Regions from separate parts of the Homo sapiens genome. Here region 1 is linked to region 2. Evidence: chromatin loops called from intact Hi-C (ENCODE). Cell type or tissue: dorsolateral prefrontal cortex. All regions are shown on one strand. Each heading gives the region's core, and the rest is flanking DNA. Links, peaks and the distances in the headings are about the cores only.

What was found. Hi-C counts contacts between places; a loop is a spot of excess contacts. Peaks named below come from ENCODE experiments on the same cell type or tissue, not always from the same donor. Only the 100,000 strongest peaks of a DNase experiment are listed, where the experiment ranks them.
Region 1: a loop joins it to region 2, with 1.8 times the contacts of the local background. A loop is called at or near these places in 1 of 110 quality-filtered maps.

Annotation. Positions count from the first base shown.
Region 1 is chr14:71,682,303-71,698,866 of GRCh38, forward strand. It overlaps SIPA1L1 (signal induced proliferation associated 1 like 1), which reads left to right. Exons shown (of 24, transcript NM_001386936.1): 13 at 3,060-3,329. Among named protein-coding and RNA genes, the nearest start is that of RGS6, 240 kb to the right of the region's middle. In dorsolateral prefrontal cortex, for the core only: no CTCF peak of the experiment used is centred there; DNase peaks (open chromatin) are centred at 10,349 and 12,783; H3K4me3 peaks cover 1,012 bases; H3K27ac peaks cover 2,366 bases.
Region 2 is chr14:71,457,526-71,474,089 of GRCh38, forward strand. The region is part of intron 2 of SIPA1L1 (signal induced proliferation associated 1 like 1); the gene reads left to right. Among named protein-coding and RNA genes, the nearest start is that of SNORD56B, 67 kb to the left of the region's middle. In dorsolateral prefrontal cortex, for the core only: no CTCF peak of the experiment used is centred there; no DNase peak of the experiment used is centred there; H3K4me3 peaks cover 2,133 bases; H3K27ac peaks cover 2,774 bases.

The DNA of each region.
Region 1 (16,564 bases), core at 5,446-13,445, 230 kb after region 2:
AAAAATCCTTTTATGAAAGTTTATGCATAGCATTAAAAGCCAGTTTTTAATCTGTATTCTTCAGTCTGTTGTATACTTCTTGATTCTACATAACGTTCTTCTGTTTTGCAGAGTTAAGTAAGAGACCAGGAAGCCAGTGATGGTTACCCTGGCCACAAAAGGCAATCAGAAATGGCGAGTAGCTGAAGTTTAGCTCTGCAGAACCTTCTGTGCTTATTCATTGTTTATGAATGAATCTTCTCTCTGCTCAGACTTTATCATACTATATTTGGCCAATGTGGGATATGAAGAAAGTTTCTAGTTATATGTTATGAGTGGTGGAAATAAAATGTAGACTGTGGGGAAGACAGCGTCTTTGGCCAGAGAGGCCTTCTAGCCAGTTTTCATACTAAATGTTAAGCAGTTTAAAAGACTATTCCAAAGAGTGTTTGAAGAAACCCAAAGATAAAGTAACTTGTCTGTTTGATATTATGTTATTGCTGTTATTGTGTCTGTTACCATTATCATTATTTATTTTATTATCTGCCTGATGCAAAATGGACTTAAAACAGCCTATGAAAGTACTTGTGAGCTGGGCACAGTGGCTCATGCCTGGAATCCCAGTACTTTGGGAGACCGAGGCAGGTACATCACTTGAGCTCAGGAGTTTGAGACCAACCTGTGCAACATGGTGAAACCCTGTCTCGACAAACAATACAAAAATTAGCTGAGCGTGGCAGTGCACACCTGTAGTCCCAGCTACTCAGGAGGCTGAGATGGGAGAATCACTTGAGCCCAGGAGGTTGAGGCTGTGGTGAACCTTGATCACGTCACAGCACTCCAGCCTAGGCGACACAGCAAGACCTTCTCTCAAAAAGAAAGAGAAAGTAGTTGTACAGTATTAAAATAGAAGCTTAGCTAGGGAATTGGAGGTGGAAGAGGTAGTAGTGAAAGCAAAACATGGCCTAGGTGAAAATTTTTGGAAAGTTGGTGCCCAAAATACATAATAATAAAGTTCTGTACATGTGCTGGTTCCTAGCAGCCGACAGAAAGGGGCATAGATGGTGATGTTCTTTGAGTTTACAAGTTAGAACAAGAGCATTGCTGAGGAGAAGCAAAGATAGTCCAGATTTTGAGCATAAGTGAAATTTTTCCATGCATTATTATAAATTTTAGTCAATATTCCTTTGGTAAAATGTAATATTTTTGCATTGTATTTACTGATCCAGAACATTAGATCTTTATAATATGCCTTATTTAGTCAGAAACGAAAGGCTGTAGTCACAAATGAAAGACTCTAAACTATACCACAGTGTATTACCTCTATGAACAACCAAAAAAGGGTTGCAGTGGCATATTTTTGTCATAAATATCAGAATCAAAGCTTGAAATTATATCAGAGCCTAAAGTAGTATTCGTTAATATTAGAGAAAAGGTTCTATTAGAGAAAAGGTTTTAATGACATAGCAGTCATTAACTACTAAAAGTAATGTCAAATGTGCCATAAAACAATGTTTTACAGACTGCAGACCATAACTCTCAAGTAGATCATCAAATCAATTTAGGACATTGTGCCCAGTGTATTTTTGGATGAAGTGTATTCAGAATACAGCAAAATGGAAGACATGAGAGGAAGGATGCACATCTGTGTGTATATATGGTGGTGCTGTGTCCCAGTGTGAAATGTATGTCTTAGGTTGTCATCCAGAAAGTGTGAAAGCCATTGCTATTAAAGCATAAAAGGGATAGAGTGGAGCCTTGGGCGGAGGGTCAGATTAAGGTCACCCTTGGCTTTTGGGACATTTGGGGGACTGGTAAGGAAACCCCAAGAAGAAAGTACTCCTTGGAGACGTGGGCTATGACTGAGTCAAGTAAGGATGGCAGCAGACGCCATTGCTCCTTCTGAGCACATGCTCCAAAAGTGGCACTTTCCAACAACAAAAACTCTACTGAAGGTGGGGGAGAAGATGCATTATGGAATACACATTTGAAATGTAAGGAGTCAACACTGAGATATGTAGACAAGGTCATGAAAGAGTGGCACCTTCCATTGTCCTTATTCTCCTGCCAGCCAACTATGTAAACCCTTCCACTTTGCCCCCCATCTCCATGTCTCACCTTCCCTCCCCGCGCCTTCAGCCTCATCCACGTCAAGACCAGGCCTTTGGCCGGACGCCCTTTGGGCCTGCACTGTCCAGGACAGGAGGCATGTGGCTACACAGCACTTGTGATGTCGCTGGTCCAAAGTGAAATGGTCTGTAAGCTGCTCGTACACCCTTTCGGAGCCCAGTCGCAATGTGCGGTGGCGGGAATGTGAAGCTGCGCATACACCCTTTCAGAGCCTGGTCATGGTGTGCAGTGGTGGGGGTGTGAAGCTGCTCGTACACCGTTTCAGAGCCCAGTCACGATGTGCAGTGGCAAGTGTGTGAAGCTGCTTATACACTCTTTTGGAGCCCAGTCAAGATGTGCAGTGGCAGGTGTGTGAAACTGCTTATACACCCTTTCAGAGCTCAGTCACTGTATGCATTGGCGGGTGTGTGAAGCTGCTTGTATACCCTTTTGGAGCCCCAGTCATGGTGTACAATGGCAGGTGTGTGAAGCTGCTCGTTCACCCTTTTGGAGCCCAGTCACGATGTGCAGTGGCGGGTTGTGAAGCTGCTCATACACCCTTTCAGAACCCAGTTGTGGTGTGCAGTGGTGGGTGTGTGAAGCCGCTTGCTTCCATTGAGACTTCATGCTCTCAGGTATGCCCCCGTCATGCTGTCCTGGTGGCCTTTCCTCCTCAGGTCTCAGTAGTCTGGCCACCCCCAGGGTGTCCGTGGGTCCCATTGTTTTTTAAAGACTCCATATCTCGCACTCAAAAAGTTGGGATTGAGTAAAGGAAAATACTATTATAATACTTCCTTGGGTTCTGGTTTTTGAAAAGAAAATAAGTACTAGGGCCCAAAGATTGAAAGGTGGTTTGAAACAGAGGGTGAAATTGTGGATCCATTTTTAAGTGTTAATGAGAATCAATGTGGTTCCACCAGCAAGAAAAAGCAGTATCCATTGTGTTTCTCCCTGTGCCTTGCCCCTAATAGGAGTTGCTCTGAAACCTACCGCATGCCAGTGATGGAGTACAAAATGAATGAAGGTGTTTCATACGAATTCAAGTTTCCCTTCCGAAATAATAACAAGTGGCAGAGGAACGCCAGCAAGGGGCCTCATTCACCTCAAGTCCCGTCCCAGGTGCAGAGTCCCATGACCTCGCGGCTGAATGCTGGAAAAGGAGATGGGAAGATGCCTCCTCCAGAAAGAGCCGCCAACATCCCTCGAAGCATCTCCAGTGACGGGCGCCCACTAGAGAGGCGGTAAGTGTGCCTTCAAAGGTTTGCTCTATCTCTCTCTGCCCCAAATGTAAGTAACACAGACCCATAAGCACTAGTTTTAGGCCTTCTCATATTTTACTAGAAACAAAGAATTAAACTGAGGTGCATACCGTAGTGACTTTCAAAGCATGGTAGTGTTCCAAAGCCATAAGGATCAACAGAGATTGATTCTAGCAAAGCCTTCAGCTCTGCACACTGGTATTTGTGCTTTGCTCTTTAATTTCCGTGTGATTATCAACAGACGTCGTTACTGCATGCTTAGTGGCCCTGTGGATTAGAATTTAGCAGACTCTTTGAGGTGACAGTGACTGTATATCATCCTTGACAGTCTTCATCATTTTGTTCCGAAATGATGATATAAGAGCAACAGAAGGCAGGTTTTTGGTTGAATAACTATGTTTGTGTCACTTTATTAATAAAGGATTATGCGGAAGGAAAACTAGTATAACACAAACATATTTTTCACTACTCTGAAAATAGGAAAGAATAGTGAAGAGAAGACGATACGTGGAGATACGTTAAAACACTTAGTCCTGAGTAAAGTAAGCCAGAGGGAGAGGGACTGAGGGGTCCTAGAAAGTAAGAAACCAAAGGTTGTTGTTAAATTGAAAGCCATAGAGAGTTCCCTCCCAAAAGGTAGTGGGTTAACTCTGCCTTTACAAGGTTGCCCTAGCACTTTTGTCTGGAGTTAAGAGTAAACTGCAGCACTTTGAACTAGAGTCCAGGCCTAAAATTAAACTAGATTAAGTGCTTTCAAAATGGGAATAGAAGTTGGCTATACAGATTTTAAGTAATTGCACTATAAATTTGGTTACCTCAAATCATGTACACTAAAGCAGTTTAATTGAATAATCTGCTAGTGGTCTGCTAGAAGTCATCAACTTCTTTTTTTTCTTTCTTTTTTCTTTTTTTTAGACAGAGTCTCACTCTGTCATCCAGGCTGGAGTGCAGTGGTGCTATCTCGGCTCACTGCAACCTCTGCCTCCCAGGTTCAAGCGAGTCTCCTGTCTCAGCCTCCCAAGTAGCTGGGATTACAGCGTGAGCCACCACGCCTGGCCTAGAAGTCAACTTCTTTCTGTCCATCCACTGTCCTTTCCCCATCTCTTCAGGATTGCCTTAATCACATCTCAGAATGTTGTTGTGAAAACCCTTAGACCTGGGGAGAAGTCTGTATTCTGGGAACTGTGTTGGGGAGAAGGGAGGGTCCATGTGGAAGCCAAAACATGAGCCTGACTCATCTGAGTGGCAAGAACCAGGTCTGGCAGGAGCAGGGTGCTGAGGAAAACGGTTCCCAGATACACGTAAATCATCACCGCTCCAGTTTGGAAGCAGAGAGCAGGAAGATTTAGAAACCACACTATGAAGTCTTTATCTTAGTCTGACTTTTGAACTGTTGCATAAAACATTGTCACTTAACTATTTTAGGTTACTAGGATACCATGTAGAAATAATTTAATAAAAACAGACAAACAATTTAATTAAAACAGACAAACCAAAAACATAGTCATCTTTCTACAACTTCTCATTTCATCCTGGAGATCTGTTTACAGAGCCTTGCTATTTATCTCAATAAAAGTTTCCTCTCCCATAGTGGCCCCATTACCATCTGGACTCCTCTCTTTCCTTATTTTGAGGAGGAAAACATCCAAGAGACCTCTGAGTAAATTCTTTTTTTGACACATTCCAGACTTGGCTGCCTCTGAGGTGTGTGCTAACTGGAATTCATGATTTGGCCCACATTTTGAAAGATGAACCTAGGAAATCACTGTATAGAGAAGGACCTTTTCCCCCACCTCAGTGCTGTTTTCTTTCTCTCCAGAACAATCAGCAGGCTTTCACAAGTGAAATTGGCTTTGTGTAATTTCCTTTATACAATATTCCATTTGAGAATGTATTTTGATTCCATGTTGAATTTAATTTCTGCAACAGAAACTAAAGCTCCTTGCCAGTCATACTGACCTTCAAAAGGGAAAATATTTTTTGTAGCTGAGTATCATATTTCGATGGGAGCAGCTTTCAGTGCTAGAGAATGCAGAACTCCATTTTTTCCAGATGTAGATCCTTGAGTTCTAGAGGTAATTTCTGTGTGTACTTGTGTCTGCCTTTCTTCTTTACTCCACCCAGAGGAAAATGCATCTCAGTAAGTGCGCCTTCTAGAAGACCATTAGAGTAGCTTGTGACTCTCTAAGCTGCAGAGGTGAAAGGGCCATAGGTGGGGCTGACGAGGTTTTCAGGAAAATTTAACCTCTACTCACTGCCCCCTTAGTCTCTGGTATATATTCAGTACACTAGACTAGGATTTCAGATCTTAGGATGCAGGGCTTAGATGACTTGTGAGATCTCAGTCCTACAGTTTCCAGGATATTAGGATGATTTGGCTCATCTTCATTTTGAAATATATGGTAATTAATTGGATGGATATTCTTCTTTTATGAAAATTTAAAGTTCAGTTTCTTACCCCATCATTCCTAATTTTTAGTAAAAAATATCTTTTAAGTTTTAATTTTGAGGCATAAAGAGAAGGTACTATAGATTGAATATCTTAATCCAAAAGTCTGAAATCTGTAATACTACAAAATCTAAAACGTTTTGAGCACTGACATGATGCTCAAAGGAAATGCCCATTGGAGGATTTCAGATATTCGGATTAGGGATGCTCAACTGCAAGTGTAATGCAAATATTTCAAAATCCAAAAACTTCCAAAATCCAAAACATTTCTGGTCCAAAGAATTTAGGATACGGGCTACTCGTGTTTGAGAAAGTTTGTTTTGCTACTGTGACTCCAGGAATATTTGAGGATAGAGCAGATTCATGAGTTTTATCAGAAATACTTCCTCAGTCCTTCTTGAGTCCCCAGATGCATAAAGTTCACCTTAGAATATAATTTCCTTCATGAAATTTAGTAAAACATAACTGAAAACTTAAAGCATCCCCTTTGTAGTCCTACTGAGAACAAATACCTTATTGAGATACAGAAGTGAGGAGTACCGGGGCACCCCTCATCCATCTGACTCTCCCCTGCATACCAGCGCCGTCCTGAGTGCCATTTACAATTTGTACCTTGTACTCACCAAGTATAATTTGGACCTTTCAGAGGAATCATAAATCATGAAAATAAATGACAGGGTCTGCCAGACCTTGAATCTTGCCTTACCAGTAATGGTGTGGCGTAATATTGTGACTAAAGAATGCTTTACAGTTGTTCATTCCATTCATTTTTTCTCCTGTAGGTTAGGGAAATTGTGTTTAACCATAGAGAAACCAGCTATACTTAAGCTCAAGTTAGCAGCCATCTCAAGTCTACTCCTCCAGTGCTCCCCAAATCTGCCCACTTAAGTAACCATGGATGGATCCAACACAGTCCATTTTGGGTGAAAACACTAATTTACTGCTTGTAGAAGCATAGTTTTTCTTTAATTTGTATGTAGTATCCCAGACTTAAAGGTCATTAGGAACAAAAAAAATAAATCTGCATAATATTTTTCCTTTAATATCAAGGTCAGGATTTTTATGACATAAAAATGTTGGTGTTTTGAGTTTTAATAAAAATTCTTTAGTTGGATGATGTTCTTTATACATAGTTAAGAGAAACTGACACAGTAAGAATTGATAATCCATTTGGCATCTAAATAGAATAAAGTCTAATTTCTATTTGGTTTAAATATATGAGTTTTATGCTCTCCAGGTGGCTTTCTGATTACAGAATTTTACAGTATTTGTGAGAGTAGTAGTTATTAACAATTAACATTCGTTCAACAGAAATAGGTAATATGATACGGTCACTATTTTGGCCTCAAATTTACCTAGAGCTTAAGGGTAGGATTGAAATAAAAATTGCTGGCTGTGGCACGCTGAACTTGATACATTACTGTGTTTAAACATAATGCGGGATCAGCAATAAAACCCTGATCTGTGTTAATATGCTTATAAAAGTTGAGCTATTTGAGGGGCTTTGGATAAACAACAGACATCTTAGCATGTAAAATGATTTTCTTTTCTCCTTTTTTTAGGCTGGTATTACCAGCCTTTATGTAAATATTTGATGTTAGAGCTCACTGAACACTTGGTACTTCTGAGTTTTACCTGGATGTCATTGTTACTCCCCTTGAGACCCCTGCACTTAACTCTTAAGAAGCTGGATGGGGGGCCTTTTTTGTTCACGCAGTTATGGCAGCTGCGTCTGCAGCCTCCCTCCCTCCTTCCTTACAGACACCAGCACCATATAGGGTGTGAATATGGTGGAAACAAACTTAAAAGAGTTCTCCTCTCAGAGAGCATAATAGTCACGTGACCATTCAGTCTTGATTTTTAAGGAAATACTTTTTAAGTTTGTTATATCATACAGGATCTAAGCTAATCTTCCACTGTGTCATTTTCTGCTTTCAAACAAAACAAGCACCATTTAATGTTTACTCTTCTTTTGTTTAGAATATTAGCTGTGGTTAGAAGCCTCAGACTTGTGCTTTCCAAATACTGGCCCCCTCCATCACAGCTTCGTGCCTTGCCATGAGGATCCTGAAATCATGGGACTTTTGAACTTCACTGGGAATGCTCCAGCTAGGTCCCCATTGCCCATTGACTTCCATATTTCTTTTCATTTCTTTAATTATTTTTTTTTTGTGACAGGGTCTCACTCTGTCGCAGTGGCATTGATCTTAGCTCACTGTAAACTCAAACTCCTGGGTTCAAGCCATCCTCCCACCTCAATCTGCTGAGTAACTAGTACTGCAGGTGCACGCCACACCACACCCAGCTTATGTTTTGAAATGATTTTTTTTATAGAGACAGTGTCTCACTCTGTTGCCCAGACTAGTTGTAAACTCTTAGCCTCAAGTGATCCTCCCTCCTCAGCCTCCCAAAGTGCTGGGATCACAGGTGAGAGCCACTGCACCCAGCTAACTTCTACATTTCTAAAGCTTCTGGATGGTGTTAGGTCCTTAGCTTATTTGATACCATTCACTACTCCCTCCTTCTTCAAATTACATTTCCTTGTCTTCCAAAAGGTATTCCTGATTTTTTTTGTATCGTCAGCTCTTTGCGCCTATCTCATCACCCTGAAATTTGTGTTCCCCACTTCTTCCTCATTTTTATTTGAATCCCACACTGTGCAATTCTTCTAGAAGGTTCATCCACTTGAGCAACCTCAACTGTCATCTGTATGTGGGCAGTTCCTTAGCTGATCTGTTTTGCCTTGGTCTCTTTTTCACTTTTCATATTCCTGACTACCTACTGAACATATGCACTTGAAAGGCATGAAAGTGTCTCACATTCACAAGTTCAAGCTGACTTGACCTTCACACCTGCCCCTCCTTCTGCCTCTTCCGTCTCGTGTGTTACCCACCTTGGTGGATGGCTTTGCCATCTACCTGAGTATCCAGAGCAGAAGTAGGATTCGTTATCAACTTCCCCTCAGCACTATCATCCCATCTCCACACATGTTCCTGCCATTGCCTGAGAAGTTCTCATTTCGCACTAAGTTTCTTTTGCTTACCTAAACTGTTGCCAACAGCCTCTAGGTATGATTACCAGCCTCCCACTGGAAGGATGACCTAATAAAAATGGATATACTCCTCAGGCTGTGCCTTTTCATTATAGCCCTTCCATAGTTCCACACAGCCTTCAGGATCAAGTCCAACTCACCAGCAAGTTTGCCTGTGTTGGCTGGGTGCTGTGGTTTATGCCTATAATCCCACCACTTTGGGAGGCCAAGGCTGGTGCATGGCTTGAGTCTAGGAGTTCAAGACCAGCCTGGGCAACATAGTGAGACCCCGTATCTACAAAAAATAAAAAAAAATTAGCCAGGTGTGGTGGCACATGCCTGTAGTCTCAGCTACTTGGGAGGCTGAGTGGGAGGATCACCTGAGCCTGGGCATTTGAGGCTGCAGTGAGCCGTGATCACGCCACTGCACTTCAGCCGGGGTAACAGAGTGAGACCCTGTCCCTCCCAAAAAGTTTGTCTATGTGGACTTGCCTTTCCCTTTTCCCCTATCATCGTCACCACCCCCATCCCTAGGCATGGGAGTGGCTCTCTCCTCTGCAAGCACTATGTTCCCCTTGATGCCTTTTTAGGAGCTCCTCTACTTGGTGCACCTTCCACTCCTTCTTTTGACTGCTGAAGTCTTGCCATGCCTGCTCCTCTGACAAGTCGCCTTTAATTTCCCCAAAACACTCTCCTCCCATTTCTACCTTAATTGCCTCACTAGGAATGTTCTTACCACCACATGGCTTCTTCACTCACAAAATTTATGAAACTTCGCTTTAATGTTATTTGTCCATTTCTTTAAACTTAGCCTGTCTTATTCATCTTTGTATTCCAAATACCAGCCACAGACTCTGGCATTTAATAGGCTCCCAATGCTTTTTTTAAGAAGAGTTTCCTCAACTTAGTGTGTCTACACTTCACATGGTAGTCCAGCTTTCCACACGAAGAGTTTCCTCTACTTTCCATTTGTGGTAATGACCCTTTAATAACAAAAGGGCTTATTTAAGTAACTGGGGACAGAATTTAATCTATCTTGGAGAAAATAAACCAATTTCCTTTTATAAAAATTAGATGATAGGTAAAGGCAAAGCACTTGATAGTCTGATAAAGCTATAGCATTAAACATAGATATAAGTAGAATTATTTGGTTTTTGTTGACTAAGTTTAGAATACTTCATTTTAAAAGTATATTGCTGGTAGAGCTTTTCTAAAATTGACTCAAAGTGAAATGCAAGATCTTGATTGACTCCTTCAAAAGGTTTTAGTTGGAACTGAATTCTGGTGGTGTATTTGTCAGCCAAGACAAGGGAGAAAAGCAGAGGGCCGCATTTGACTTAAAGTGACCGGACTCTGAAGGCTCCTGTTTTCCACTCCTTGCAGGAAACAGCGTACTCTGGCATCCATGTCAGGATTAGAGTTGATGTGATTTGCAAGTTCACATTTTTAGATGATACTGCAACAGTGGTTCCTATTCAGGCATTCAGGAAATGGGCACAATGGCTTCAGCTTGGCACACCTCCCAGTTCCCCATCGTTTACAAACTCCAGAGTGGCCCAGGAATGGGAGGAGAATGCTCCAGTACTGTGTCCAGCTCCAGCTCTTCAGTTACTTACTCATCATTCCTTGGGCCTCGAAAGTAGCTATTCTGCACTCACCCTAGGGAAATGTTTCCATAACGGCTTCCTCTCTGCAGGGCCACCTGTGTATTAGTGTGACCTGCCTGGAAATTCCTAGAAGCACCAGGAGGGTAGGCTGTGCTGTCCAGGGGCCATGATTTGCATCCTGCCTACGCTACTGGGAGTGTGTGGCAGTGGGCAAGGTCCTGTCCTTCTGCACTTTAACATCCCCATGACTCAAGTAGGTCACAGCCCCACCTCTTAGAGTCTGTGAAGATTAATTAGGGTAATACAGGTTCAGCATCCCTTACCCAAAATGCTTGAACCAGAAATGTTTCAAATTTCAATTTTTTTTTAATTTTGCGCATATTTGCATTGATCCTATTGGTTGAGCATCCCAAATTTGAAATCCAGAATGCTCCAATGAGCATTTCATTTGAATGTTATATTGGCGCTCAAAAAGTTTTGGATTTTGGGGCCAACTGCTGTGGCTCACACTGGTAATCCCTGCCCTTGGGGAGGTCGAGGCAAGTGGATCACCTGAGGTCAGGAGACCAGCTTGGCCAACATGGCGAAAGCCTGTCTACTAAAAACACAATAATTAGCTGGGTGTGGTGGCGGGTGCCTGTAATCCCAGCTACACGGGAGGGTGAGGCAGAAGAATCACTTGAACCTGGGAGGAGGAGATCGCAGTGAGCCGAGATCACACCACTGCACTCCAGCCTGGGAGACAGAGCAAGACTCCGTCTCAAAAAAAAAAGAACAGGATTCCCATGATCTAGTCTGAACAGCTGGTATGAATTATGTGGTTAGAAAGCCAGCAGTAACTCTGTTCACAAAGTACACAACAGGAAGTGATGAAAAGACAGGCACGAGTTGCTTGAAGTTGAACACAACTTGTTCAAACTACTCCGGTTATAGCACCCAAATTACATCACCTTGAATTGTTGTAGAGATTTTTCTTTTTTCTTTTCTTTTTTTTTTTTTTTACATAATTTTGGAAGAATCCTAGTTGATATACATGGCTGAAGACAGAAGACTTTAACTTGGTCCTGTTCCCTGGTTGGATAGCAATTGCTAAGTTGTGGTAAAATGCTGTGCTTAATTATGGACTCAAGCATTTAATTTGTCCATCACTGCTGCTGTTTGAAGTGCTCTCACTTGTTTATACCACCAGCTCACTGTTTGCACTTGGGTTACTGAGGGCCTTATGTCCTTGTACATATCTCATGTTGGAATAAAAAGTAAGAAATAGAATAGAGATTTAATTAATCTTACCTAATCAGTTAGGAAAATATTTTACCATCAACTTGTCACTTAGAATTCCATAGCCATAAGTTGATAAGTTGTAATCAGTCATAATCTGGAGTGATCAGTTTAATAAGAATCTATTAATGTTGGCACTATATATGTCGTCCTGTGAGTTGATTCATGGAATAGGTGTGGTGGAGGACAGGGGTGGTTGTGTTAGAAATCCGTGTGTGTGTGCGTGTGTGTATGTGTGTGTGTCAGCTCTCTTTTTTAGCCTGGTGTGCGACTGCTTCTGGAAGAATGAAGGACGTATCTTGGACCATCTCTTCCTAAATGTCCAACCCCTTCAACTCTCTGTTTTCACTGCAGTGAAGTGCATTGCATATAAATGAAAAGCTGGTGTTTAGTGTTAAGTGTAGTCAAAAGACTGTGGAAGTAATGTCTCTGGATGGTGATGATCATGACTTTTTCAATTGCGCATTCTTAGTACAATAAAAAAAAAAGCCCTGGTGTTTTATTTCAGCAGAAGGAAGCCCCAGAGGATGTTTAGTATCAGTTATTTTAAAAATGTTTAGTTATTTCTTGACTAAATTTATAAAAATATAGAGAAGAAAATCTTCTGAAATTAATGCTAAAAGATTTACAGAATTCCTCTCTGACAGTGACCAGAGCATTCTTTAAAAAGAATATTGCCTGTATTCAACAGAATGGAAAGATCTCACAGCAATTGAAAGAGGTATTAATCTTTGTCCTCTAAATCTGTTGGGGCATTAACATCAGACGTTTGGGGCTCTTTAAGCAGAAAGATCTGGATTTATCTCAAAAGAGAAGAAAAGTCTCTTGTGATCTTGCTGTAACTTCACTGGACTCAGCAGCTCTTAAAACAGAGTACGCTTGTAAGGTGGGGTGGGATGGACAGAGATCCAGGAGATCAGTGTGCTGGTTTTCCTATGTGAGCCAATGTGAGAGGTACTGCTCCCAGTTCTTGAAGCACCTCTTCAAAGTGGCAGGATAGCAATCAGCCCATCTTCCAATAACGATCAGCCTCAGGCTATCTCTTCAGAAGTGGACTGCCAGTACCCAGACAGGCGGCGGTGGCTTCCACTCTCCCACTAGGTCTGTTCTCAAATAATATTTGTGTGATAGTATCAAATTCAGAGTATTTGGAAAAAATAGTAAGTCATCAGAATAAGGGCTAATTCTGAATTTTTCTTTGCCTACCATACATACATCTAGAGTCATAAAAACATTTGGGTGGCATTCCATCAGTTGCTCTATGTGTGTTCTATGTGTGTGAACAGTCAGAAAACAAAGCCACTATTGAGTTATATAAATGCAAAAGAGGGATGGGAATGAATGCCAGCCTTCTGGAAATGCTATTTTTTCGCTTTGGGATAACTCCAGTAACCAAATAGAATTTTCTGATACATTTGCCAAATAAGAAAGCTGAGGTTGAGAACTAGCCTGCGATATCTTAGCTTAATATACGTTTGGAGAGCAGGGTAAGAAAAGCAGCCTCTAAATACAAATGTAAAGGTTACATCTTGACTTTTCCTTTGGAATTATGTTGTAACTTCCTCATAGAAGCATAAACATTTTAACGTTCACCGTAAATATACTTCACTGGCATTGCTTGTTTACCCCTAAGTCAAAAAATCATCAGACCCCTACACGTTGCATTAATCTTCACTGGGTTAACATTCCACTGCTGTCTCCTTTTTTTCTAGTTTTCTGTAACACCTCCTCCCCTTTGCAGTAAGAAAGTCAAAGCAGCTATGAAGTGAAACTCTATTTGAAGTTTCTCTCTATTAGGTGTGTATAAGAGCCAAACACTTCAGGTTGAAAGGAATGTGGTATTTTGTTATATTTGGATTCACGTCATTCCTTAAGCCTTACTTGGTTTTCATTTTCATAACCAATTCCTCCTATTCATACCCCTTTCAGATCACCTTACAATTAATTACTTTAGAATAATAATGAGAAATTTGCAATATGTCTCAGTGGAAAAGAGTAAAGAGAAACCCATGTTATGGTACCCAGATAAATGTCTTGATCTTCTCTTATTAAAACACATTACCTGAAGTAGAAATGAGCTAGTATCCCACTAGTACGTGGCCCCGCCATACCTGCCCCACGCATACACTACTTTGAGATCTGGCAACCTAATTACAGTGCCAGTGGGTGATTGGCCCATATTTCTCACAGTCTGTATAGCAACAGCAAGATTGATGATGATAACAGGAAGACTTTAGAAACCCTGCTTCTTTCTTCTCACCACATTTCCCGAACACTGACATCCCAAGTCTCCCTGTTTACCCCATTTCACACTAGTTAGAACAGGCATTGTCCTAAGTTCTCTCACCATCATATGTAAGATGGATGATACTCACATGGGTGTCTGGGCTTAGGTGTAATTCTATCACCTGTAACTCCATCCCTTTTTCTTGCATTTTAGAAGGCATATTAACTTTCAGTCTGTTACAGTTGCTTTTATTAAATTATTCACAAATTTTGGCACTTCATTATTAGTGACCAACTGTTGTTCAAGTGATCTAGCCCCACCATAGTTGAGAACTCCTGATTTGGGGCATCTGACATAACTATGGTACTTGTCCTGAATCCCCCTTCTCTTCTTCATTTTCTACACCACTGATAGGGATTCTCCTTCATTCAAAACACATGTTAAGCACTCAGAAATGTAAAGATAAATAAGGCTCAGTCCTGGCCCCTTAAAGACAGAATCTTAATTCACATTAAGGGAGACACACATAAAATAACCATTCTGTATGACTTGGTGTAATGGTGCAAAGAACAGATTGTCATGGGATTTGAGGAGATTCTAATCTATGAATTCAAAGCTATGATGTTGGCATCAGGCCTTTTTATGTGAGTAGCAAAGGAAGAAGGCATTCCAGGCAGAGAGAAAAAGATGAATAATAGTGTGAATGGGCAGAGTCTGAGAACTGGGACACCTTGACTTTCTCTAGAATGTAGGGTGTGTGGAGCCATTAATGGGGATGGAGATGAGGATGGGGTTTGGTCAGATGGTTCAAGGCCTTAAAGAGGGTCTCAGGGATTTGGTCCTCTATCCTGTAGGCAAAGGGAAGCTTTGAATAGGCTTTTAGCAGTCTGTTGACTTGATGGAAGAGGGTGGGTTGGGGCTGCTGGAGGAATGGGGTGGAGAGAGCCTGGAAGTTGAGAGACCTGTCGGGACACTTGGACTGACCCAGGCTGCAGGTGAGAGAAATCAGAAGCCCCTCAGCAGGTTGGAAACTAGATATCTTCTTTGTCTTTGTGTTATCAGGACCAGCACCAGGTGCCTGACACACAGTTTGTGCTCAGTAAATAGTAGTTGAACTTAATTAACCCAATTGACTGTGGAAAGTAAAGACAGAGGAAGGAAAAAAATGGCTTCACCATGTTTAGCTTGACTAGACACATGACTTGCAGTCACAAGTTGTCCTGTGAATAAAGCCATTATGTGGTACCAAAAAAAAAATGATGTTTATCTTGAGATAACAAATATAGGAAGGGCAGTTTGCGTTATTGGAGAGTGGGATAAAATGTGTTAGTCTTGAAAAGGTCTGATTTGGATTGCTGGTGAAAGGTGTCCAGTCAAGATGTTTAGGAGAGAGCCGGAGACAAACCTGGGCTCTCAAGTCAGATCTGCCTCTTGGGCATGGATTAATTTGGGAGTTGTACCTTTTAGTATCTATCCTTATTCTTTCTCTATTAGCAAAGCTTCTCAGCTTCCTATACCTGAAGCCCCATCCTGCCCTACTCAGAAGATAAATAGGTTCACTGTGGGACAGGGCCTCTGCCAGTGAAGCAGCTTCTGTCTCAAGACGTCAAAACTTTGACTTGTCTTAAGATAGCTTTATGTGCAAAGTTGTTTGAGCATGCAAACCCATTATAAACTGTCTTATTAAAAAAACAAAAAAAAAACCACAGAAAACAGGCCTTCTCTTAGGGGACAGCAGTAGTTTAGCATGGAGTGCAGTGGGCTTAGAGTCTAGAGACCTGACTTGTTGTGAACTTGAACAATGACTTAGATTTCACTTCCTAAGTTATAAAATGGAAATGACCTCCCCTGCTACAAGTAGTCGAGTGATTTGTGCCAGCATTTGCTTCTGAAATAAAATACCATCGTTACTAAGGGTTAGCTTAAACCTAGTCACAACTGTCAGCACAGCGTCACTTACTCATATCCCTGTGGTTGCCGTGTTGCCTACTAGAGTAGAGGAGGTAGAGGGTAAAAAACATGTCTGTCCTGACCACAAAGCTATGGTTTCTGCCTTGACAGCCAGTTGGCAGTGTGAAGGACCCATAACTTTAAAAACAGATACATGAGGTGCCCATGTGGAGCACACTTCTACTGTGATATTATATACATTCAGTAATTCTAGTTAAATTCAACAACTGCAGTTTTAGACATTTTTTCATGGAGGTTTTTATATAGTGATACTACTACCAACCAGAATTATAAATACTAAATAGCAAAATCTGAATATTCATTCCAGAGTGTGAATAATAAAATTGGAAAACAAAGAAGCATACAAAAAATGTACCAGTGTTACTATGGTCATATACTCTGGGAGGACTAGTGTAAGAAATTGGAATTAATTGCTATGTTAATGTCACTTGGGTTCAATTATCTTCTGCTCTGCCATACTAGGAAACTGCATAAGTAATTTAGCCAATTGAATTCTGGCAGCTTTTGGAAGCATACATGTTTTCTAGATCTTTTTTCCCCATTATTTTGTGACACCCACCCCCACCCCCTCCAAGGCAGTTTTCCAGCTGTTCCCCTAGGGAGTCATTTTATGGGGAAGTTTCTTTTGTAGGCTTCCAGCTGGCTTCATTTTCA
Region 2 (16,564 bases), core at 3,205-11,204:
TGACCTTGTGATCTGCCTGCCTTGGCCTCCCAAAGTGCTGGGATTGCAGGCGTGAGTTACCATGCCCAGCCGACATTTTTTTTTTTAGACGGAATTTCGCTTTTATCATGCACAGCTAGAGTGCAGTGGTGTGATCTCAGCTCACTGCAACCTCCGCCTCCCAGGTTCAATCAATTCTCCTGCCTTAGCCTCCTAAGTAGCTGGGATTACAGGTGCATGCCACCACACCCAACTAATTTTTTGTATTTTTAGTAGAGATGGGGGTTTCACCATGTTGCTCAGGCTGGTCTCGAACTCCTGACCTCAGGTGGTCTGCCTGCCTCAGCCTCCCAAAGTGCTGGGATTACAGGTGTGAGCCACCATGCCCGGCCTGCAATGAACATTAAGTTGTAGGAGTTCCTTATATGTCCTAGATTCCAGTTCTTTTTTTGGATTTACATTTTGTAACCTTTTCCCCCCAGTTTGTGGCTTGCCTATTGAGTCTTTTTTTAAACAATATCATTTGAAGATACAAAGTTTTAAATATGATGAGATCTAATTGATTTTTTTTTCTTTTCTGGTTATTACTTTTTGTGTCTTAGGAAGTGTTACCTACCCCTTAGTCCTGAAAACATTTTTCTTTGTTTTCTTTTGCAAGCTTCATGGTTTTGGCCTTGAGTTCAAGTGTCTGATCCAATTTGAATTAATTTTTTTGCTTACTTTATTATTGACAGCTCTTTAAGAGACATATTACTTCAATTTTATAAATGAGGATTTTGGCACTCTGAGATTTTGGCACTCTAGACATTGTATGTAATAGTATATTTGATTTAGAATTTTAGAACCTTTTGAGCAGTGATTGGGGTGAAGATTATACATTAGGTCATATTCGTATGTAACATTTTTGTCAAAACCTTTTTTGAGACTTGCTTCCATCAGAGTAACAAAAATGTTGTTATTAACAAATGAATGTTCTTTTAGTAACAGGATTCATCCCCATTATGAAACCAGTGATATTAAGTGTAGAACAAGGCTGCGACTTTGGTGTGCATATATTTTATCAGGTAGAGATATTATATAATAAGAAGTGGAAGTAAAATGAATTGATTCAACTATTTAACCTGGCCTAATTCATTGTTTTTACTAGATGTATTATGGGGCTTTACATATGCTATCAGCTTTTACTTCTGCCAGAGTCACCCCTTATTCTTAGTATTTGACATTTCTCCCTTGACATTGCAGTAACCATTTCACTACCGGTGTCTGAGGCTAAGGAGAATTCTCTGCCAGGCTTGGTGTCTCACGACTGTAATCCTGTCACTTTGGGAGGCCAAGGTTTGGGGATTACCTGAGCTCAGGAGTTAGAGACCAACCTGGCCTCTAACTCCTGAAACCCCGTCTGTACTAAAAATACAAAAATTAGCTGGGCATGGTGGTGTGCTCCTGTAATCCCAGTTACTTGGAGGCTGAGGCAGGAGAATCGCTTGAACCTGGGAGGCAGAGTTTGCAGTGAGCCAAGATCATGTCACTGCATTCCAGCCTGGGCAACAGAGAGAGGCTCTGTCTGAAAAAAAAAAAAAAAATTCTCAGCAATAGATGTTTTTTGTTGATACACATTTTAGGAAGGTGTTTGGTATGTGCTAGCTGTGAGCATTATATTTCTCACAAGATCCCCATTTTAAAGGGGAGAGTAAGAGAGGTTTATAGTCACACACTTGCAGGTGATATGTGGCGGGAACATACTACAGATCGCTAGTAAATTTTCTGAATGGTGGCTTCTTTTAAGTCCTTACAATTATGTGAGTTGAAATAGGTAACACGACGGTATAGTGGTAATCCAGTCAGTTTTGCAATACTTCAGGGGAAAAGGATGGGGCTTGTATTAGGGTTCTCTAGAGGGACAGAACTAATAGAAGATATGTAATATTTAGGATATCTATCTATCTATCCATCCAGAGAGAGAGAGAGAGAGAGAGGAGTTTATTAAGTATTAACTTACATGATCACAAGGTCCCACAATAGTCTGTCTGCAAGCTTGAAGGAGCAAGGAGAGCCAGTCCGAGTCTCAAAACTGAAGAACTTGGAGTCTGATGTTCAAGGGCAGGAAGCGTCCAGCATGGGAAAGAGATGTAGGCTGGGAGGCTAGGCCAGTCTCGCCTTTTCGTGTTTTTCTGCCTGCTTATATTCACTGACAGCCGATTAGATTGTGCCCACCAGATTAAGGGTGGGTCTGCCTTTCCCAGCCCATTGACTCAAATGTTAATCTTTTTTGGCAGCACCCTTACAGATATACACAGCATGACTACTTCACACTCTTCAATCTATTCGAGTTGACCCTTAGTATTAACCATTACAAGTCCGCCCCTTGTCACCTTGGACCCATACATATCTCCTGAGATCATACATAATCTTCAAATAAAGACAATAATAAGGTCATAATTACGCCTAACATAATACAACTGTCTTTTGTACAACTGGAAATGTACCAATCCCCAACCCAAATACCATTACATAAAGTTAATAATACATAAATGCTGATATGAAGTCAATAAATCTTATGTCTCATGATAAAGGAAAAGGAAATAAAGATATTTTCTTAGTAGAAGTGTATACATGCACAAACATGTTTTTAACAAAAGAAGGAGGAAATACTCATGACAATTACAGTCCTTGTTTCTATAGCTGACCACGTGGTCGTAGCTGGTATTGATGACTACCTTTTTCTACTACCCATTCTGTATTCCCTTTGCATTCAGCAAGCATGTCAGCGGGTCGTGGTTTTCTTTCCTGGTGGAGTGACCCAAATCTTCATTCCTGAGGAGTCTGGACCATTTGTAGTCCTGTCTGGATTGGGCGTTGTAGTTTCCCATTGATCTTAATCACAGGGCATAGTAATACTGAGAGACGCCCTAATGGATCTCCTGTATTCCTTGCATACTCTTCTTTACCTTTGTTGTGGAGTAGTAGACTGATTTCATCTTGATAGTCTGAGTCAATCACCCCTGCCAACACTGTAACTCCCTTCTTAGTCTTGACTTAAAGGTAGGAGGAGCCCAAAGTGTCCAGGTGGCAATCTCAACTTCCAGTTTAATGGAATCATCGTTGTGTCTCCTGGTGGCAGCGTTCCTCCCTCTGGCACTAAGACCCCTGTGCCAGCAGAACATAATGTTGCGGGAACAGGAAGCAAAGCTTTTGCTAGTGGATCACTAGGGGTGATGGTGAGTGGTACCACTTCCACTTCCACCCCTTGATTCCTGGACCTGTGAATCCTGACTGTGGGAGAAACAGTACCATATATTATTGGACACTGATTCAGAGCATACATGGCCTTCTGGAGAACTTTGCCCCACCTCTACAAAGTATTGTCAGCTAGTTGGCATTGTAATTGTGACTTCAAAAGGCCATTCCACCGTTCTATCAATCCAGCTGCTTCAGGATTGGGAACATGGTAAGACCAGTGAATTCCATGAGCATGAGCCCACTGTCGCACTTTGTTAGCTGTAAAGTTAGTGCCTTGGTCAGAGGCAATGGTGTGTGGAATACCATGTTGGTGGATAAGGCATTCCATGAGTCTACAGATAGTAGTCTTGGCAGAAGCATTGCATGCAGGATAGGCAAACCCATATCTGGAGTAAGTGTCTATTCCAGTGAGGATGAACCTCTGCCCTTTCCGTGATGGAAGAGGTCCAGTATAATCAACCTGCCACTAGGTAGCTGGCTGATCACCCCGAGGAATGGTGCCATATCAAGGACTCAGTGTTGGTCTCTGCAGCTGGCAAATTGGGCACTCAGAAGTGGCCGTAGCCAGGACAGCCTTGGTGAGTGGAAGTCCATGTTGTTGAGCTCATATGTAACCTCCATCTCTGCCACTATGATCATTTTGTTCATGGGCCCATTGGGTGATGACGGGTGGCTGGGGAAAGAGGCTGAGTAGTATCCACAGAATGGGTCATTCCATTCACTTGATTATTAAAATCCTCCTCTGCTGAGGTCACCTTTTGGTGAGCACTCACATGGGATACAAATAACTTCACAGTTTTTGACCACTCAGAGGGGTCCATCCACATCTTCCCCACATTTCTTTGTCACCAATTTTCCAATCATCCTTCATCCAAGTCCCTGACCATCCAGCCAAACTCTTGGCTACAGCCTATGAATCAGTATATAATTGCACATCTGGCCATTTCTCCTTCCATGCAAAGTGCACAACCAGGTGCACTGCTTGAAGTTCTGCCCACTGGGAAGATTTCATTTCACCTCTGTCCTTCAGAGATGTCCTAGAAAAGGGCTGTAGTGCTGCAGCTGTCCACTTTTGGGTGGTGCCTGCATATCGTGCAGAACCATCTGTGAACAGGCCCTAGTCTTCTCTTCCTCTGTCAACTGATGATAGGGAACTCCCCATGAGGCCGTGGGTGCAGGCTAGGGGAGAGAAGGCAGGGTGGCAGGAGTGGAGACCATGGGCACTTGAGCCACTTCCTCATGTAACTTACTTGTGCCTTCAGGATGTGCTCGAGCGCAATCACGTATATACCACTTCCATTTGATGATAGAATGCTGCTGTGCATGACCCACTTTATAGCTAGATTGGTTAGAAGGCACCCAATTCATGATAGGCAGTTCAGGTTGCATGGTGACTTGATGACCCATAGTCAAATGTTCAGTTTCCAGCAAAGCCCAGTAACAGACAAAGAGCTGTCTCTCAAAAGGAGAGTAGTTACCTGCAGAAGGCGGCAGAGCCTTGCTCCAAAATCCTAGAGGCCTCCTCTGTGATTCACCTATGGGGGCCTGCTGAGGGCTCCAAACAGCATCCACTTCAAGCACTAGTGGATCTGCTGGGTCATATGGCCCAAGTGGCAGAGCAGCTTGCACAGCAGCCTGGACCTGTTGCAGAGCCTTCTCCTGTTCTGGACCCCACTCAAAACTGGCAGCCTTTCGGGTCACTTGATAAATGGGCCAGAGTAACACACCCACATGAGGAATGTGTTGCCTCCGAAATCCAAATAGGTCCACTAGGCGTTGTGCCTCTTTCTTGGTTGTAGGAGGAGCCAAATGCAGCAACTTTTCCTTCACCTTAGAAGGAATATCTTGACAGGCCCCATACCACTGGATCCCTAGAAATTTTACTGAAGTGGAAGGTCCCTGAATTTTAGTTGGATTTATTTCCCATCCTCTGGCATGCAAATATCTCCCCAATAAGTCCAGTGTCTTGCTCACTAGATCCACTCAGCATAATGTCATCAACGTAATGGACCAGTGTGATATCTTGTGGAAATGAAAAGTGATCAAGGTCTCTCCGAATAAATTATGATACAAAGCTGGAGAGTTGATATACCTCTGAGGCAGGACAGTAAATGTATATTGCTGGCCTTGCCAGCTGAAGGCAAATTGCTTCAGATGGGCCATATGGACAGGAATGGAGAAAAAGGCATTTGCCACGTCTATGGCTGCATACCAGGTACCAGGAGATATGTTAATTTGCTCAAGCAGTGAAACCACATCTGATACAGCAGCTGCAATTGGAGTCACCAGTTGGTTAAGCTTACAGTAATCCACTGTCATTCACCAAGATCTATGTCTTCTGCGCAGGCCAAATGGGATCACCATCCCTGCGTCTTTCAAGTCCTTGATGGTGGCATTAATTTCTGCAGTCTCTTTAGGCATGCGGTATTGTTTTTGATTTACTATTTTTCTAGGTAGAGGCAGCTCTAATGGCTTCCATTTGGACTTTCCCTCCATAATAGCCCTCACCCTACCAGTCAGGGAGCCAATCTGGGGGTTCTACCAGCTCCTAATTATGCCTATGCCAATTACGCATTCTGGCACTGGGAAATGACCACAGGATGAGTCCGGGGACCCACTGTACCCACTGTAAGTCGCACCTGAGCTAAAACTCCATTAATTACCTGACCTCCATAAGACCCTACTTTAACTGGAGGACTACAGTGACGTTTTGGGTCCCCTGGAATCAGCATCAGCTCAGAGCCAGTATCCTGTAGTCCCTGAAATGTCTGATCATTTCCCTTTCCCCAGTGCACAGTTACCCTGGTAAAAGGCCAGAGGTCTTGGGGAAGGATGGGAGAAAGATTCACTGCATAAATTGTTGGTAATGTAGTGGGATCCTTCCTCAAGGGGACCCGGCCTCCCCTTCATTCAAGGGGTTCTGGATCTGTAAACTGGCTCAAGTCCGGAAATTGATTGAGGGGCCATGATTCTCTATTTTTAGAATTCAACTTAGTATTTTGTCCATTTGACCTAGAAGTTTTCTGCTGATATAAATTAAGTAGAAATGCATTAGGCTTCCTATCAGTTTCACTTCTAGGAACACCATGATTAATTAGCAAATGCCAGAGCTCTACAGGAGTCAGATTATTCTGATTGCCACTTTGCCTCTGCTGCCCATTGTGGTAGCTATGCCCACTTGCCTTTGATGGTTGAGTGCTGCCACTTAGTTGGCCCCTGCAACTTTGCAATCCAATTATTCCCATTGTAGTTAAATTTAGTAGTTGAGTGACTGTGCTTCCCACCATGAGATCTGACATACAGAGAAGAGCAATTACAGTGCTTTTCACAGATGCAGGTGCTGCCCTCAGCAATCTGTTTCACAAGGCATTGGTCAAGGGTATATCTTCTGGACCTTCCCAGCTGTGATGAGTAGGTCTAAAGGGACTAATCCACTCCACCACCCCAATCTCCTTAAGCTTTTGGATCCCTTCCTCTACATCAAACCAAGGGAGATCAGGCATTTCCAGGTTGCTCACAGTGGGCCACCTTTTAATCCATATTTCAGGTAACCAAGCAAATAAACTATTAGAACCTTTCTTAACTCCCCGAGCTGCAACATTAAAAGCAGAGTCCCGGCCAGGCATGGCAGCTCACGCCTGTAATCCCAGCACTTTGGGTCGCCGAGGTGGGCGGATCACAAGATCAGGACTTCGAGACCAGCCTGACCAACATGATGAGACCCTGTCTCTTCTAAAAATACAAAAATTAGCCCGGCCTGGTGGCACACGTCTGGAATCCCAGCTACTTAGGAGGCTAAGGCAGGAGAATCTCTTGAACCCAGGAGGCGGAGGTTGCAGTGAGCCCAAATCATGCCACTGCACTCCAGCCTGGGTGACAGAGGGAGACTCCATCTCAAAAAACAAAACAAAACAAAACAAAAAAAACAAACAGAGTCCCTACTTAGTGGGCCCAATTCATTAAATTCGGCTTGATCCAACTCTATGTTCCTTCCACTATTATTCCTTACTCTTAATATCCATTCCCATGGCTGTTCTCCAGATTTCTGTTGATATAAATTAGAAAACTCAAAACAGTTCTTTTCAAGTGTAGCGCACCCCGTCATGGGTCACACTCTCAACCTCACTTCTAGGGGCCCGCCGGGACTTTAGTTATAGGTCTAGAAGCAAACAGGGGTGTTGAGGGTGACTCCTGAGGAGAATCAACATTATTTTTCCTGGCAACTGCCTTAGGGGAGGCTATCACTGTTGCCTCAGGCCACTCAGGGTTTATCTCCTCAGACAAGGGTGGAAAGGCTGATGGCAGCATGGGTCCAGGTGGGGATGTTGCCGCTACTGGAGATGGGGAAGCTGTTGCTTCTGGCAAAAAAGCTTCCTCAGAGTTCACAAACTTAGTGTCCCCATTCCAAGTTGCAGGGTCCCATTCTTTTCCAATCAGTGCCCTGACTGTAATGGTAGACACCTGATGAGGATGTGTATGCAACTTTTGTTGCAGGTCAGCCATTTACATGATAAGAGCTTGTGTCTGTTTTCCACAATTTCAGCTCTTTCTCTACAGCAGATAAGACTCTCACTCAGGGCAATCTTAGCAGATTTGAGGCTCAGTATGTGCTTCTGAAGCCAGGAGACAGAATCCCTGAATTCATCATTTTCCTTCATCACTTTGTCCACTGAACTTAGGAGCAACCAACCAGCTTCATTATGTTCCTTGGTTCTCCACATATGGTATTATGTAGTCACCAAACTCCTTGCTGCTCACAGTGGTGAATCAGTAGTGTCAAATGCATTTATTTTGCATAACTCTAAACAGTTCGTGCCAAGGACTCTCAGTGTTATCTGTACTATTAGAAGTAGAGTCCTTAGCATTTTCTTATTAAGCAGCCAACTCCAGAAACCCCGAAACCAATGAAAGAACTCCATCCTTAACATTCTGTTTCTTTAGAACCACTCTTGGTACCAAAATCTGTATTAGGGTTCTCTAGAGGGACAGAACTAAGGGGAGTTTATTAAGTATTAACTTACACGATCACAAGTTTCCACAATAGGCTGTCTGCAAGCTTGAGGAGCAAGGAGAGCCAGTCCGAGTCCCAAAACTGAAGAAGTTGGAGTCCAAAGTTCAAGGGCAGGAAGCATCCAGCATGGGAGAAAGATGTAGGCTGGGAGGCTAGGCCAGTCTCGCCTTTTCACATTCTTCTGCCTGCTTATATTCACTGACAGCTGATTAGATTGTGCCCACCAGATTAAAGGTGGGCCTGCCTTCCGTAGCCCACTGACTCAAATGTTAATCTTTTTTGGCAGCACCCTCACAGACACACCCAGGATCAATACTTCACATCCTTCAATCCAATCAAGTTGACACTCAGTATTAACCATCACAGGGCTTCATATATTGAATGAGATCATGTCCAAGTCAGTGTACTTTAGGGGTGTTTTGAGCAGGGCAGAAAGAAGCTAATGCTACCACCAAAGAGAGCTCTGCTTTGTTACTGGACTGCCATCCACTAGAATTTATGATTAAACCCATTCCTACCTGCTGTTTACTAGGGGAGAGGCTGTTGTTTATTTTTGGCAGAGCAAACGAACACAGTGAGGACTACTGGGAGACTCACTTGAAGACAGGCGGATTGCATCTAAGAGGTGGTGTTGCCCACACTGCAAATTGTGCTTGTGTCTGTCTAAACAGCAATGAAAACTGGCCAGGTTCATAGTACCCTTTCAAAGTGGAGTTCTCTAAGGAAACATTAGCTTCAGTTGATAACTCTCAAAGAAACTAGGACAGTTCCCAGGCTGCTCTGTATTTGTGTAGATAAACAACAGGCATTAATAGAGCCATACTGAAAAAAAAAAAAAAAACAGTAATAAAATTCACTGTGTTCTAATTGTGTCCTCATAGCAGCGTTATATTTTTTAACCCCAAAATGGTACCTAAAGTGGAGATTTGTATGCATTATGAACTAAATACATTTTCTTAAGTAGTATTTATTGTGTTTAGGGTTTGCCACTATTTCTGACTAAAATGGATGTTCATGGTCTCAAGCACATTGACCAGTTATCTTTTAATAAACTATTTTTTATTGTGCACAGAACCAATGTAATGGCATTAGTTACTTGTTCTTTCAGTTTATTTTGATAACAATTTTCTCTTCCATAGTAGTTCTCTCCATTTAATTGAATTTGGGCATGTTATGTGAGTGCTTTTGATCTATAAATTAGTCATTAATAGATGTAATATTTAAATGATTTTAGGGATATAACGCAAACTATTTTATCTCATAACTCAGACACAGTTTTCAACATTTCTAGAGAGAAATTTTCCTGCCTGCTTGGAACAACACTTTGAATTGTCATGTGAAAGCAATTCCATTGCCATTTCAGTGTCCAGATTTATGTCAGCATTAATTACTGTCGCTGGGGAGTTCTGTGAGCCAACATTGTATGTGTGTGGATATTTACAAATGCACCGTTGGATTCTTTGTCGTTCAAGTGAATGTTGACTATTTACAGGTAAAGAACTCTCTTGTCTTTGTAGATATCAGGTTATTTGAATCAAGTAATATTTGCCTATCTATTTATACATTAATATGTTTAAAAAGAAATTTCTCCAAGAAGAAGCATTCGTCATTCACTATTTGTTTGATGAGATGATACTTACATTCTTATTGTGTAATCATAAAATAGCTAATTTTGTCGTGCTTAATGCCAAGAGCAGATGCACTTTCTAATAAAAACAACATGCAAAGCCCAAATCTAAGCATTATGTAGAAGCCTATTAAAATCTTGGAGTATTTTTTTTGTAATTTAAAAACGTAATTGTGGTTTGCATTGTGCCCAGTTTTCAAAAAAGTATGTGATTGGTGCCACAGCTTAAAAACCGAAGAAGCAAAAATTGTCCCTTATGTTTTTAAGTATAATGAGTCATTTTGAGAGACAATGTCATGCCTAGAGGTTTAGTGCATACCTCTGGCACCAGACTGTCTGGATTCAAATCTTGACTGGGCATGGTGGCTTATGCCTGTTATCCTAGCCCTCTGGAAGGATGAGGTGGGAGGATTGCTTGAGGCCAGCAGTTCAGGACCAACCTGCCAAACATAACTAGACCCCCATCTCTTAAAAAAAAAAAAAAAAAGAAAGAAAAAGTATTGGCTTCTATCATTTACCAGCGTTGTGATCTTGGGAAAGTATATATAAAATGCTTAAAACAATGCCTGGCACATAGTAAGGACAAATGAGTAAAACCATAAAGGGGAAAAGCAGTTAGAGGGGTGTGTGTGTGTGTGTGTGTGTGTGTGTGTGTGTGTGTGTGTCTGTCTGTGTCTGTCTGTCTGTTACAGGGACTTCTCCTATAATCAGTTGCAGTTTTTAAAAATTGGGTCTTTTATTTCCTGATCTGTCAATGACTTTCGTAGAGTAACTTTCTTGAGTATTGTTCTAGACCCTCTAAGGCAGACAGAAGAAATAAAAGGCATTGTCTCTACTTTAAAAGCTAGAGCCATATTTAAATAAGTACCCAAATGGAGATAGATACTGTTAGTTCATTCTTGCGTTGCTATAAAGAAATACCTGAGACTGGTTAATTTATAAAGAAAAGAGGTTTAATTGGCTTACAGTTCTGCATGCTGTACAAGCATGGTGCTGGCATCTGCCCAGCTTCTGGGGAGGCCTCAGGAAGCTTACAATCATGGTGGAAGGCAAAGACGGGGTGGTGGTTTCTCACATGGTGAGAATGAGAGCAAGAGAGAGATTGGCAGGGGTGGGTGCCACACACTTGGGAAAAAAACAGATGAGAGCCTACTCACTCCAAGGGGATGGTTTTAAGCCACTCATGGGTTTTAAGCTCCCATGATCCAAACACCTCCCACCAGGCCCCACCTCTTAACACTAGGCTGGAGTACTTGCTTTCTAGTGTGGTCTCATGAGATTCGGACAGGGGCACATATCCAAACCATGTCACATACAATTCAAAGAATTATAGCAATGTGTAAGTAAAAAGATCTTAATCTTTTGTAGTAAAAACAGAATGAAGAAGTATAAATGGTGAATTTTCATCTTGGAGGACAGGAGCTATATAAAAACCCATCATGAAAAGTCTCAGCTTTGTATCTGGGAGAAACACATGATGAAAACGAGCTTGTTATGTTCTTTGTTCTCTTGTAGGCCTAGTCATTCATTTTGGATGAGTTCTAAGCCCTGGTTAACAATCTCCCTTGTTTTCTTCTGTAGCTCTTATTATACCACACTAGAAAAGCAAGTACTCCAGCCCAGTTCCCTTACTTTCTAAGTCTTTTTCCATTTTCAAGCCATGTGTGTTATGTGCTGATTTTGGAATGGTCTGGAATGCTCTCTTCTTAACCTCAACCTCTCTGAGACCTTACCAATCCGCAGAGTCCACTGGAGTCTCACCTCCAAGATAACTTCCCCAACCTCTCTGAGACCTTACCCATCCGCAGAGTCCACTGGAGTCTCACCTCCAAGATAACTTCCCCAGCCACCTAAACCAAGCCCCAGCATCCCCAGCATCACTCTAGTGCTTAGTTATTATTCGGGGATGAGGTGAGGGGTTGCTAGATCCACATGAAAACTCTACATGCTGTGAAGTGCAGTACAGATGTGAGAGGGCAACACTGTTTTCCTTGCATTATTATTTTTGTTTTACCTGTTATGTGTTTGTCCTGTCATCCCCTTCCCCCACATTATGACCCTCCTAGAGGTCAAAAGCTTTATGTTTCTTAACCCATCCCCAAGTGCAAAAAATAAAAAAAAATCAAAGCAGTATAGAGCTGGAATGAATGAGTGAGTGAACAGAATGATGCTCTCTCTGCTCATCGTAGCGAAGATATCTAATGTGCATGCTGTTAGTGTGGGCAAAAGAGCAAGGGTTTTATTCTGGAGGACTTTGATGCAGGTCTGGACTTTACTACAGTGTGGGATTGGTCCCCCTTTCATCCATATTCTCATGTGAAAAATGAGGAAGGTGATGTTGCTGTATACCTCATAGGGCAGTGTTTATGAGGAGTAAAGTGACGTTTGTGGAAAAACTATTTTGTTGCTTTTCAAGTGCTTATTAGTTGTTTCCAATAAAAACAAACATGAGGCAGAACTTTGATCAAGCGTTGGATAATTCATAAGTCATGCTCCGTCATAACCAGGAGGATGGTGTGGTCATGTGAGTGGGATGGGAACTGAAGGGAGACCTGACTCTGACTTCTGCAGCCTTGCCAGTCCTGAGCCTGGGGCAGCAGCATTAGTTCGGGTTGGGGCTGGTGGTGCTTGGCAGACCCTTTACCTGTGTCAAGGGAGCTTGATGAAGAAATTCTAGGAGCTTTGTAAATACTTGGGTATTCAGATTGAGACAGGGAAATGATTAAATCTGTAAGGTAACATTTCTTCACACCAAGTGGGGAGCTTTTGGGTAGGGCCTTATGTTATGAAGAACCTTTGAATGTAAATGTGAAACTGGATGACAGTTACCAAATTACAGCCACCCAGCTACTTTCTCTCTCTGTACTAGAAATTTATAGTAGATCCTGATACGGACACGTTTGCAAAAGAAAGAAGCAAAGTTAGCAGCAATAGCTTGCTGTAGTGACTTTGGGATTTAGAATCTGGACAACCTCACTTTTAATTCCTGTCTGCTGTGAATTGCTATCTGACACTTCAGCAGCGCCCAAACTTTTTAAGTGACTGTGTAACTGGGGGCATTGCAAGAAGCCACCTGCAGAATGATTTCTTACAAGCCCCCAGTGAAAAAATATACATATCTAATGTTAATTTAATCCAGTTTTCCAACTACTTGCAAGAGTTGTATATAACAAAGGGAGTGGGGACTTAGTGGGTGATCACCTGGCGGAGCTGCTTGTAGGTCATTGGATGTTTGCATTAGGAGCTCTGGGTTCTCATCATCTGGGGTAAATGATGTAAACTTTCTGTACCTTAGGGCCCATATTTATAAAATGAGAGTGTTGGGGCAGTAGTCTGTTCCCAAGCTGTGACTATTATGTAGTTTAATAGGGGTTGGAAAAATTTCTCCTACTCTTCTAATTATATATGGAAAACTTCCCAGAGGACTCAGAGTTTTTTTTGTTTTGTTTTATTTTGTTTTGTTTTGTTTTTTTAAGATGGAATCTTGCTCTGTTGCCCAGGCTGGAGTGCAGTGGCTTGATCACGGCTTGCTGCAAGCTCCGCCTCCTGGGTTCACGCCATTCTCCTGCCTCAGCCTCCCGAGTAGCTGGGACTACAGGCACCCACCACCACACCCAGCAAATTTTTTGTATTTTTTTTAATAGAGACGGGTTTTCACTGTATTAGCCAGGATGGTCTCTATCTCCTGCCTGACTTTGTGATCCACCCACCTGGGTCTCCCAAAGTGCTGGGATTACAGGCGTGAGCCTCCGCACCCGGCCTCAGAGGTTTTTTTAGGAGTGTTTTCCACTTAATAGTGGGAATTGGGCCAGGTGCATTGGCTCATGCCTGTAATCCCAGGACTTTGGGAGGCTGAGGCAGGCAGATCACGAGATCAAGAGTTCTAGACCAGCCTGGCCAACATGGTGAAACTCCATCTCTACTAAGAATACGAAAATTAGTCGGGCGTGGTGGCATGTGCCTGTAATCCCAGCTTCTCGGGAGGCTGAGGCAGGAAAACTGCTTGAACCCAAGAGGCGGAGATTGCAGTGAGCTGAGATTGTACCACTGCACTCCAGCCTGGGCAACAAAGCAAGACTCTGTCTTGGGGGAAAAAAGTGTGAGTTAAGGACTTGCTGTGTGTCAGGGACTGCCTTGGGGGCTGGAGGCACATCCTCGAACAAGACAGGGTCCTTTCCCTCTAGATGCTTACATTTTAAGGACAGAAGACAGGGAAACAAACAGAGAGAGGTGACAGGAATTACTGTTAGATTGGATATGGAGTTACAAATGGGAAAGCCAAGGACAACTTACTCATTTGGCCTGAGTGGCTGTGTGGATGGTAGTAGTGGTTATTGGTCTGGTGGACAGAACAGGTTGGGAGTTGGATGATCCACATTCTGTTAAGTTTGACGTGCTTGGGAGAGATGTTATCTAGAGTTTTACATTTCAAAGTCTTCAGTCTCTGGATGGCATTTAAATCTTTGGGACTGGGTGAGGTCAGCTAATTATTGAATTTAGATAGAAAAGATAGGAGTGCTAGAGACCAGGCCTACCTGACTCCAAGCCCTGGGGCCCAACATTTGGAGGTTGGGTAGAGGAGGAAGGTAGAAGCAGTTCAGGGCCTCTTGTGTTTGTATCGTACCTTCATACACGTAAGGGTTAATAAATATCTTTTAAAATAATGCTAAGTGCCAGGTGCTGAGAGATGAGAGCACTCTTCAGGGACCACCTCCTCCTGCGAAGTGCATGGATGCCCACCACCCTCACTGCTTTGGGTCAGGCAGCCTCCGTCTAGACTCTCATGTCCTTCTGTGTCAGCTGGTTGACTTGAATATTGATCAAGAGTCAGTTTTGTTTGTAGCAAACCCTGTTTTGGTCAGTAGGACTTGTTGTAATTGCGTAATTAAAATGTTATGTTATCTGATTAAATCAGTATTATTTTTCTACAAAAATATGTTAAATACTTTGGAAAGCTTCCAAAGGCAAGCCTCAAAAAAAAAAAAAATCCAAAAAACCACAAACTCAAAGCTGCTGTTATAATATGTTACGTGTGGTCATGATGACTATAAAAGATTGGGGGGAAATAATTAAACTACTCTAAGCATTCTCAGATTGCTTCTTGAGAGCTTTGAGTTTGTGCTATACTCTAATAAAAAGGGAAATTGAAAGTTGTCATGATGCTTTTTTGGGTGGTTTGTATAAGAATGACTAGACTAACAGTCATTCAGGAGACTGATTATTCTTACAAAAGGCCTTGTCCTTACATTACAAAGTTGGTTAATGAATGTATAACATGTTCAGTTTAAATAAAATGTCTGAGATATATAGTGTTTCTCAGTTTCCAAACCAAGTTTCCTATTATCTTGGTTAAGTGAGTTTTTACTATGTGAACTTTGTAAAAAATAATCATCTAGTATGTGCCAAGAGCCCTAAAAATGGTTATCTTGCTAATATTACTTCTGGGACTTTATTCTATGAAAACTTAAAAAAAAAAAAAAAAAAGCAGGGTCTTACTTGGTCACCCAGGCTGGAGTGCAGTAGTGTGATCATAGCTCACGGAAGCCTCACACTCCTGGGCTCAAATGATCGTCCCACCTTAGCTTTCTGAGTAGCTGGGACTATAGGCGTTAGCCACAGCACCTGGCTTAATTTTCCACTTAAAATGGGTGTTATTTCTCTAATTACATGATAATTATATTATAATAATGGATAACATGAAACTTTAAAGAGAGGCTTTTTAAATTTGGTTGCTGTTGAGTGTTGGTGCTTCATAGAATGACTAAGAGAGACCATGAATGAAAACAGTACACATTACTTTCAGCTTTCATATGTAAGTGTAATAAGATATAAACAAGATTACCTTTATTTAATTAAAGGTACATATAAAAATAAAATTGCTTTTATCTGTACAATAATTATAACATAATATATAACTGTAAGTCTAGAAATAAAATTACTTTTAATCTTCATAATCATTATTCATCATTTATAATAGTTATTACTCTTTATAATAACCAAGACAGTGGAACAAAGTGGAATTTTCCTGAGTTTAGAAATAGTTTCAGAAAGGTTTGTTCCCCCATCCCTTTTTACACAGCTAGTACTGGCAGAATTTGAGCCCAGATTTTCTGATTCAAATTTATTGGTCTTTTCATTTCTAGCACTGTTCTTTGGTTTTTTCTTCTGTAAAGTTAGGTGCGAAAAGGAGGAGTAGTGGGGATCTGCCTTAAAAATCCTATATGTGGAACTACTCATGGATAGAAAATAAAAGGTTAAACTGGATGAGATGTAAGTCTGTCTTCGAAACAGGAAGATCATTCTGGGCTTTCTCTTTTATATAATGGTACTTTAAAAATGCTGAGGAAGGATTTGGGTGATGTGGTCAAAGTGATGGGAGAAAAATAACTTGAGAACAGAAATGTTCTCAGAAGGAGTCTAGAACTATGTTTTCCAAATAAGTGCATTTGCTGAAGGACAGGAAGAAAATATTAGAGCTGTCATTAAGCTGTTCTAAGAAATAAGCTAAAATGTACTAATATTTAATATTTGATTGAAACTGGGAACCTTGCTCATGTCATCTGTCAGATGACAAGTGTCCTATTTTGAATGCAGCTATCCTGGGATTATGTGGAACTTCCATAGTGCAAAGGGTCCTGCATTCCCTTGTTTGCTTTCAGCCTGTTGTGACATGCTACATTTACTCATCAGACTTACAGATTATGTTA